Linked DNA regions of Mus musculus: region 1 is linked to region 2. A link is a loop called in an ENCODE intact Hi-C map of the cell type or tissue named here. Cell type or tissue: left cerebral cortex. All regions are shown on one strand.

What was found. Peaks named below come from ENCODE experiments on the same cell type or tissue, not always from the same donor. Only the 100,000 strongest peaks of a DNase experiment are listed, where the experiment ranks them.
Region 1: a loop joins it to region 2, with 2.0 times the contacts of the local background. A loop is called at or near these places in 5 of 42 quality-filtered maps.

What each region holds. Positions count from the first base shown.
Region 1 is chr11:5,355,412-5,357,911 of GRCm38, forward strand. The region is part of intron 1 of Znrf3 (zinc and ring finger 3); the gene reads right to left. Among named protein-coding and RNA genes, the nearest start is that of Znrf3, 88 kb to the right of the region's middle. In left cerebral cortex, a CTCF peak has its summit at 1,486 (motif pointing right); DNase peaks (open chromatin) are centred at 38 and 1,024; H3K27ac peaks cover 1,074 bases.
Region 2 is chr11:5,421,048-5,423,547 of GRCm38, forward strand. The region is part of intron 1 of Znrf3 (zinc and ring finger 3); the gene reads right to left. Among named protein-coding and RNA genes, the nearest start is that of Znrf3, 23 kb to the right of the region's middle. In left cerebral cortex, no CTCF peak of the experiment used is centred here; a DNase peak (open chromatin) is centred at 1,024; H3K27ac peaks cover 1,808 bases.

The DNA.
Region 1 (2,500 bases), 66 kb before region 2:
ACCAGGCATAAGTGTCTGGAGAGAACTGTTCCCTTGAGATGGTCCACCTGCCAAGCTCTGAAACCAAGAGTAGCTTTCAGAAGCTTTCAACACAAATTGTTGAAACACACTGGCACAGTCTCCCCATGTCTCAAGGAGAGAGACATGGACTAACTGCTTTTGCCCAAGGTTATAACACTTCTATATCTCACTGAAGATTTACAATAACTTCAAAAGGATCATCTTCATGCAAGTGAGTCACTGTAACATAGGAACTACTTGCTATACTAGTAGGACAAGCTAACTCACGCGGTAATAAGACCTTATCCAAAAGTTCCTGAGGATTTAAAGGGAAATTTCCCTCCTGTTGTCCTTTCCCCTTTGTGGTCCAGGATGCAAGATGGTCCAGACCTTTTCTTAAAAGTGTGGTAGCTAAAATCAAGGCTTATAAATTATGTGAAGGGATAGGGTGACAACCCCATCCACTTTTCTCTTGAATCATAAGGTTTTTTTCACCCTTTTTTTAATGTATAAAAAATACATAATTCCTTTTTTAAAAAATTAGAAAGCTCTGTATTTGTACATGCACAGGCATGTATGTAGAGGTCGGAAGTGACCTCAGGTGTCAGTCCTTGTTTTCTATCTTGTCTTTTGCTGTTTTATCACTGCACATGCCAGGCTAGCTGGCCTTAAGCTCCTGGGGCATCTCCTGATTCCACAGCCTACTTTAACTTACAAGTATTGGAATCACAGTCTTGTAGTATTCTCCCCACCTTCTGGGGGATCCAAACTCAAGTCTTCATGTTTGTTCACCGAATAATTTACCCTCTGAGCCATTTAGAATGTTAGAAAGTTGTCCTGAATGAATGCCTCTCTAGCTCTTTGAACCAATGGCCTAAACTATTTTTCCTGGAATCCAGAACATAGAAGAACAGTTTCTTTTCTTCCTGTTGTCATAGTGATTGTGATAATAAGGATAAGGAACTGACACAGCAAAGGAGCTCCGCAGCTCTGGCTGTGTGTGGAGGCTTCCAACTGGGAACAGTCTGAGAGGTAAACCAGCACTCCTCCACTTCAGGCACAGGTTTTCTGAATGCTCAGCTGGAGTCTCTGCCAATCAACTTTGCTTTTTAAAGAAAAACCAAGAATGCTTCTATAATCTATGGTTCCTCTGTACCAAAAGAGGATAATAAAAATAACACCCCAGGAAAAACTCACATTAAAAAAAATAATAAAGTTAATGGGCACAGCCTGTGCTACTTCTAAACCACAGTCAAACTGAGGGGTGTGACTCAGTGGGAAGACTGCTCTCCTAGTGATACATAGGACACCGAAAATAAGTCATCTATTTCTGGTCAAAAACTGAAAATGAAAATACAAAAGTTAATGGGTTAGAAAATAAGGATGATTGGTTTTAGTACTTCTGTTCATTCCAGTCGGCCCCGCTCCCTCCGGCCCAAAGATTTTTATTTATTATTATAAATACACTGTAGATGTCTTCAGATGCACCAGAAGAGGGCGTCAGATCTCATTACAGATGGTTATGTGCCACCATGTGGTTGCTGGGAATTGAACTTCGGAAGAGCAGTCAGTGCTCTTAACCGCTGAACGATCTCTCCAGCCTGGATAATAGCTTTAAAAGACAGAGATCCTAGTATTCATTTATAAAAATTATGCTAAGTGGATAGACACTAAGTGAGAAAATGCATTTAAGTATTGAACCTTCCCTGTAATCATGATGTTTGATCAGCTGTTTGAAAATGATTCTATAATGTACCTATCTGCTGCAATAAGAGGCAACTAAAACCCAAAACACAATACAGCTTAAAAGCAAACACAGCACTACCTGGTAGTAATGTGTTTTTAAAAGACATACTCCTGTCTTACAACAAATACTATATATGGCCTTTGATGGGCTTCCCTGCAGGGGCTGAGTGACCAAAGAAAGTACTCCTGTAAGCTGGAGAGCCAGACACATAGCACTGGATGCACACACTGGTTACCTCTGCATGTGTAGCCTGCCTGCAGGCTCTCAGCAAGAAAAACACCAGAGTACTAACAGCTCACAGGGGAAACCAACAATAATATGAATTTAATCAGTGATGACAGTGCTCAGCTCCAGTTATTCCAACACTTTGAACTGGTTCAAAAGGATTATCCAACTATAGAAGCACCACGGGCACATGGCCCAGACCTTGCTCACATCTAGGGCCCTAGTAATTATTTCATTTCCTTAATCTAACAAACAAAAGAGACAACATTACTCAAAACCAACCAAAAAAAAAAAAAAAGCTTTCACTTCTTTTTGCTTCTGGTTGCTGTCAAAACAGACAAGTTCCTAAGACTCAGGAAAGTAATGTGGTTTTGGCTGGACACTACTCTGGATACAAGTTGTCACTGTGAAGAATACTGATGACACCTCACACCACTTCTTCAGCCATTCTTGAGACCTGAAATTGACTGCTATTCATGCAAAGTAACACTACTATAGAGCAACAAAAAAGTCAAGTCTTTCATAAAT
Region 2 (2,500 bases):
TTGAGAAAAGCTCATCTTGGGCACACTTCACAGAAACCTACATATGGCTTAGAGAGTACACATCAAAATCGAGCACTGTAGAATACACCTTTAATCCCAGCACTAGGGAGGCAGGGGCAGATCTCTGAGTTCAAGTTCAGTGAGCTCCATGATAGCCAAGACTATATAGAGACCCTGTGTCAAAAACACAAACAAAAAAAGTACACATCTATTTATATACTGATGTCCTGAAATTTTATAATTTCCCAAGCCAAATTAAATCAAGCCATTTCAGGATGAGAGAATAGCTCCATAGTTAAAAGCACATACTGCTCTTTCAGAGGACCCAAGTTTGGTTCCTAGAACCCAAGTCCTGAGACTCAAAACTGCCTATAACTCTTACAGGAGGGGATCTGACACCCTGTTTTGACCCCATTGGAACCTGCACTCATGTGGCATATACAGACATATACACATGAATAAAAATGAATTAATCTTAAATCAAGGCACTCAATAAAGATCCAAGTTAGTGAGAACTTAAAAAAAAAAAAAAAAAAAAAAAAAGTGTCCTTGAGCCTAGAAGTCTTTGCCCATGCCCAAAAGAACTAAATCTCCCAGGCTCACTGAGACACTAGCAAAGGCCAGGAAGGCTTCCACCTCACTTCCCTGAATGACCCTGTGAGAATGGAGCTAACAGAAGGGCTTTTAGACTCCCAGCTGTAAAATCTAGCACAGTTAAAAAGATAAGGTTCAACTGTAATCCAACACAGCTAAAAAATAAGGAATAATAATTAAAGACTTGGGAGTGCTTTTTGTTGTTGTTGTTGTTTTCTTTTCTTCTGTTTTCTAAGGGGAAAAAAGGAGTAGGCAAAGGAAAGTAACATCCAATGGAGCTGACACTGTGAGAAGCAGGATAAGAAAACCCAGTTAAACACTCCGAGGAAAACCCTGCCTGCACTGGCCTGGTTCATTCTGCACCTCTTGCCCTAAATAAAAAAGCTGACACGTGCTTCAGTTCTGGCTAGAACAAGCACTGTTTCTGGAACAGCTCCACCTTGGTTACGTGTTTCTACTTTAAACATTCCACAGTTGCTGAAGGCCTCCCAGGAGCATCTGCTCCTGTTTCTCCTGCAGAAAAGTGTTTGTTTAGTTTGATTACAACTTTGAAGAGGGAGAGAAATTCTGGCTCAGAGAATTTAATGGCGGGCCCTTCTCTTACATAATTTGTAAACAAACAGAGTTTATCCCAGTGTGGCTCATTTGGCTCACTAGCTGTATTAAAAGAAAAAAAGAAAAAAGAAAAAAAAAATCCTCATTCAATTTGGAGAAGCCACAATAACACCCATCAATAGCCAGAAAAATGTCCAAACCAACCTATCACTCTATTGCCTAATACTAAGGCTAGGGGTGGGACATGCTTACAAGCTCTCTGCTAAAACCGAGGTCTGCCCATTGACATCCCCAGACTGAAGGGTGAGGAGCAGAACTTGAAAGATGCCTGATCAACTGTTCTCCAGAAGTCACCACACTCTCCTGGTCTACTTTCAAAACCTCAGAAAATAAGTTGAGCCAAGGTCAAATGCCATACAACAGCAATTTTCTCCCAAGGTGCTGTGAGTGGCTAAGTGTACAAGCAGAAAACAATTTGTCATAAATAATCCTAAAAGCCAAAGCTGTTGTATTTATCTTTAATAAAGTGAATTTAAGACTGTCAAAAGAACGTGACTCCCTGACATTCCAAATTATTTTCTTCATAGGAGTAACTGCTAGAACAGCCCCTGCATACTGCTGCTGTAGAGCATGGGCAGGAGGGAGGTCAAGCCATCAAAACTCTAGCAGTAAACATGGATGCCATCTGTGTTCTGCCTGAGGGGCTCACCTCTGCCTGGTTGTATTCATAGTCATCCTTAACTTCTAAGCTATGTGTCCTCCCTCTCTAGTTAGGTGCTCTTTCCCACTTAGATGAAATCCAGCTACAGGTCTCAGATTCCTGGCAGGACTCTGACTTGAGGCCACATGCCCCAAGTTCACATGCCTGCCAGTCTACAGATGGCAGGACTGAGGATCAGGAGAGAAGAGCTGGTTCCCCCTTAGGTCTCATTTCACTGTTATGATTCTGGCCATTCCTCACATGGTCTTTCCTTTCTCCTGCTTTGCCTTGAGCTTATCTACACCAGATGACTCTGATATACACAGCAAAAATAAGCCCCTACTCAGTGCCAACCCAGCCTGGATCTCAGCAAAAGAAGTGGGGTATCAGGGCAAATCCAAGAACAGGCCTTCCTTAAATGGGGCATAGCCCAGGACCATCCTCTGGTTTCTAGACACTCTTGGCCTTAGGCATGTAGCACTCAGCCTTTGTAAGTAACACTGCAACCATCTAAAGTTCCTGTCTTTTCCAATGACCAATTAGCCTACCTCAGAAGATCCCCAACAAGAGACCAACCATGCCGTGAGCACTATTCAGAAAACCCAAGCTCTACATCCTTGAACCTTCTTTAAGAAAGAGGTCACTAGGGTT